Regions from separate parts of the Homo sapiens genome. Here region 1 is linked to region 2. Evidence: chromatin loops called from intact Hi-C (ENCODE). Cell type or tissue: tibial artery. All regions are shown on one strand.

Region 1 (2,500 bases), 860 kb before region 2:
AGAAAGTAACAGTATGGATCTGAGTGACTATAAACTCCAATAATAAAGAAATGTAAAGGGAATATAAACAAATGTATGCAAAGTTTCCAATTAGAAGCAAAACTGGACTTAAACAGGTTAAATATATTTAGAGGATGAGAATTTACTGTGGCCTTGATCAGTTAGTATAATTTTTTACGCCAAGGCTACCATCATTTCTCATCTGGACTCTTAGAATAGCTTTCTGATAGGATACTGTGCTAGGTTCTAGAAAAATTGGTGAACCAGGTGACTAAGGTCCCTAAACATATGAAACAGTCTTTCCTGGGAGATAAATCAATAGTTACAATAAAGTCATGCCTTTTGATTGTGGAATGTGCATTAGTTTAAGGAGACCCGTTAAACTTGCCACTTCCCCACCTGGTGAAAGATATCAGAAGATGCTTCTAACAGGCACTGTCATTTAAGCTGAGCCCAAGGGTGAGTAGGTAGTCACTGAGATGAGAAGATACTAGCTTATGGAAAGGCCCAAAGAATTTGATGTTTTTCATAACTTGAAATAAATTTAGTACGGCCTGGAGTGCTGCGCTTGAGGGATGGAATGGTGAGAAAAAAAAACGCTTGCAGGATGAAAACCAAGATCTTGCAGGGACGCAGAAGCGTCATGTTGGTCCCTTGAGAGTTGCTCAGAGTAGTTGTTGATTTTAGGTAATACTGGAGAAATATCGTCTTTAAGAGAAATGTAGGGAAAGTCTTAATGAATAAATACAGTACATATTTGCAAATTGTGTTTTGTTTTTTTGAATTGACCAGATGTTTTAGCTCAGTTTCATCATTATTAATGGTGATATGGTAGGACCATTTCAGTACAATGTGTGATATTTTGGAGTTGATCTGGAGCAACTGGAGTTTTAAATTTCTAAGAAAAGAATGGAAATGCCTCTTTTTCTTAAGGTGAGTCCAGTGCTACATCAAGAGGGTGTTTGGGCCAGGTGCAGTGGCTCATGTCTATATTCCCAGCACTTTGGGAGGCTGACCTGGGCGGATCACTTAAGGCCAGGAGTTCAAGACTGGCCTGGCCAACATGGTAAAACCCCAGAGGCTGAGGCATGAGAATAACTTGAGCCCAGAAGGCAGGGGTTGCAGTGAGCTGAGATGGCACCATTGCACTCCAGCCTGGGTGACAAAAGCGAGACTCTGTCCCAGAAAATAATAATAAAAAAAGTGAAGTTTAATCTTCTGGACAGGATAAGGTCAAAATTGTCTCCATAAGTTCCTTTATAAGTTTAGATCCGTTTGCTAGGTGTTCTCAGTTACCTTGGTTTTCAGAATTGTACATAGTACAGTATCTTACTAAGTTTTTGAAGTATCTTATCCAAAAAAAAAAAAAAAAAAACTTCCTGGTGTAAAAATGGCTTGCTCCCCTTCAACCTGTTGCCCTCCACTCCATATTTATTTGAGTGTCCCCTGCAGTTATTGGGTGTAGAGTACTTAACAGATGATTGACAAAGGTGATGAGGAGATGCAGATGCAGATAATAACTGCATCTGTTGGTGTTTCTCACATAAATAGCTTCCTCACCTGGGATTGGGACCTTGGACAGAAGTATTCAGCTAATAAGATATTCTTATAGTTGCTTTATACATTTTCTTTGAGGTCCCAAACTTTTTAAAGATAATATCATCCATTTCTTTGTAAATAAGGTGACTAGGATATAACTGTCCTTATATCAGAGGATATACCAGATAATTGCTACTTACCCCGTGGTCAGAGTAACCTATGTCTTGTTCATGTCATTTTGACTTCCGCATTCAGAAAAGAGAGGACTCTTCAGCCAGCAGTAATGTGCAGTCTTGGCCTATAGAGGCTTCCATACCTCCATATATTCACAGTTTGCTCCTCTAAGGCATAAAGGCATATTATCAAAATGTATAATTACAGCTTGAGAGCAATAATAGGTGTAAAGGTTTTTCAATATTTTGTTTTATTTTCTGAGGTTTCAATAGATCTAGTATCTAATAGAACAGAAACTTTACAGAAATATTGAATTTATATGAAAACCCAACCAAATAGGAGGTCTGTAGAAGGTATCGTTCTAGCCACTTCAAGATGGAAGTGTCTAATCAGTGGGATCCCTATATTTAACTTCAAAGATGTTATAGCCACAACTATAGCTCTTTTTAAATGCTTTTAAATGCCATTTGATGTTTTTTTTTCCCCTCATTCTCCAAACTCAGTGGCCATAATGCATTGACTGTTTCTGTGTGGAGAGCACCATCTGATTTGTTTTATTCTGAATAGATAGTGCTTCTTTTTCATAGGTTTTTAAAAAATAATTGAAATAGTCTTGAGTGGATTCTTTCAGATTAGTTATATGTAGGTATATATACATATATATAAAGAAAACTAATATGAATACATTAAATTCTAAAATTAATAAAATTTATTTTGCTTTAGTTGTTTAAACTCCTGAATCATTATAATTTCCTTTTAATCATTTTTTTTTCCTGCTCTTTTTCCT
Region 2 (2,500 bases):
GGCAGTTCCTCTCTCTCTCTCCTGCCACCATGTAAGATGTGCCTTGCTTTCTCTTCTCCTTCTGCCATGATTGTAAGTTGCCTGAGGCCTCCTCAGCCATGTAGAACTGTAAGTCAATTAAACCTCTTTTGTTTTTACCCAGTCTGAGGTAGTTCTTTATAGCAGAATGAAAATGGACTAATACAGAAAATTGGTGCCAAGAGTGGGGTACTGCTATAAAGATACCTAAAAATGTGAAAGCAACTTTGGAACTGAATAATGGGCAGAGGTTGGAACATTTTGGAGGGCTCAGAAGGAGACAGAAAGATGTGGGAAAGTTTGGAACTTCCTCAAGACTTGTTGAATGGTTTTGACCAAAATGCTGATAGTGATATGGACAATGATATCCAAGCTTAGGTGGTCTCAGATGGAGATGAGGAACTTATTGGGAACTGAAGTCACTTGCTATGTTTTAGCAAAGAGACCACTGACATTTTGCCCCTACCCTAGAGATCTGTGAAACTTTGAACTTGAGAGAGATGATTTAGGGTACCTGGCAGAAGAAATTTCTAAGCAGCAGAGAATTAAAGATGTGACCTGGCTTTTTCTGAACAAATACAGTTATATGTGTACACAAAGAGATGGTCTGAAATTGGAACTTATGTTTAAAAGGGAAGCAGAGTGTAAAAGTTTGGAAAATTTGAAGCCTGACCTTTTGGTAGAAAAGAAAATCCCATTTTGGGGGAAGAAATTCAAGCTACCAGCTGCAGAAATGTGCTTAAGTAAAGAGAGGTCAAATGTTAATCGCCAAGACAATGGGGAAAATGTCTCCAGGGCATTTCAGAGATCTTCATGGCAGTTCTTCCCAACACAGGCCTGGAGGCCTAGGAGTGAAAAGTGGTTTCATTGGCTGGGCCCAGGGCCCCACTGCTCTGTACAGCCTGAGGACTTGGTGCCCAGTGTCCCAGCTGTGCCAGCTCCAGTCATGGCTAAAAGAGGCCAAGGTACAGCTCGGGCCATTGCTTCAGAGGGTGCAAGCGTCAGGCCTTGGTGGCTTCCATGTGATATTGGGCCTGCAGGTGTGCAGAAGACAAGAATTGAGCTTTGGGGGCATCTACCTAGATTTCAGAGGACGTATGGAAATGCCTGGATGTCCAGGCAGAAGTCTGTTGCAGGAGCAGAGCCTTCATGGAGAACCTCTACTAGTGCAATGTAGAGGGAAAATGTGGGGTTGGAGCCCCCACCCATAGTCCCTACTGGGGCACTGCCTGGTGGAGCTGTGAGAAGAGGGACACTATCCTCAAGACCCCAGAGTGTTACATACACCTGGCCCCATGCAAGTCAAAAAAAAAAAAAAAAAGCCACAGGCACTCAACGCCAGCCTGTGAAAGCAGCCAATGGGGCTGTACCCTGCAGAGTCACAGGGGCAGAGCTGCCAAAGGCCTTGGGAGCCCACTTCTTGCATCAGTGTGGCCTGGATGTGAGACATGGAGTCAAAGGAGATTATTTTGGAACTTTAAATTTAATGACTGCCCTGTTGGGTTTCAGACTTGCATGGGGCCTGTGGCCCCTTTGTTTTGGCTAATTTCTCCCATTCAGAACTGGAAGATTTACTCAATGCCTGTACCTCCATTGTATCTTGGAAGTAACTAGCTTGTTTTTGATTTTATAGGTTCATAGGTGGAAGGGACTTGCTGTCCCAGATGAGACTTTGGATTTGGACTTTTCAGTTAATGCTGGAATGAGTTACAACTTCGAGTGACTATTGGGAAGGCATGGTTGCTTTTGAAATGTGAAAAGGACATGAGATTTGGGAGGGGCCAGGGTGGATTGATATGGTTTGGCTCTGTGTCCACATATGAATTTCATCTCAAATTGTAATCCCCACATGTCAAGGGAGGGATTTGGTGGGAGGTGATTGGATCTTGGGGGCAGTCTCCCCCCATGCTTCACTTCTTGTGATAGTGAGTTCTCATGAAATATGATGGTTTAAAAGTATTTGGCAGATGCTCCCTCACTCTTACTCTCTTCTGCCACCATGTAAGACATGCCTTGCTTCCCCCTCACCTACCGCTATAATTGTTAAGTTTCCTGAGGCCTTTCCAGCCATGTGGAACTGTGAGTCAATTCAACCCCTTTTGTTTATAAATTACCCAGTCTGAAGTAGTTCTTTATAGCAATGTGAAAACAGACTAATACAGAAAATATGAGCATTTTAATAATTCTTTCAGCGAAAGTCTACCTTTAAAATAGATTTATTTGTATTAAACATATTTTGGTATTTCCAGCTCTAGGTACTTCCAGACATTTTTCCAAGTTCTTCTCCACCTTTGGGGGTGAGCCCTTCAGCCCCATCCTTTCCCTAGAGTGATGTTCTTCAGTCTTTCAGATGACTGTGCCCTCTTTCCTATTGAGTGTACTTCTGACTGAGTAGCTGACCCCAAACAGACTGCCTCTAAAGATGTCATTCTTCATCTTTTCTCTCCTCCTCAGATGATAGTCAGAGCTAGCCTTTCTGACA

Evidence for each region. Peaks named below come from ENCODE experiments on the same cell type or tissue, not always from the same donor. Only the 100,000 strongest peaks of a DNase experiment are listed, where the experiment ranks them.
Region 1: a loop joins it to region 2, with 8 times the contacts of the local background. A loop is called at or near these places in 36 of 110 quality-filtered maps.

Annotation. Positions count from the first base shown.
Region 1 is chr3:96,851,247-96,853,746 of GRCh38, forward strand. All of the region lies in intron 1 of EPHA6 (EPH receptor A6), which reads left to right. Among named protein-coding and RNA genes, the nearest start is that of EPHA6, 38 kb to the left of the region's middle. In tibial artery, no CTCF peak of the experiment used is centred here; no DNase peak of the experiment used is centred here.
Region 2 is chr3:97,707,834-97,710,333 of GRCh38, forward strand. All of the region lies in intron 14 of EPHA6 (EPH receptor A6), which reads left to right. Among named protein-coding and RNA genes, the nearest start is that of ARL6, 56 kb to the right of the region's middle. In tibial artery, no CTCF peak of the experiment used is centred here; a DNase peak (open chromatin) is centred at 952.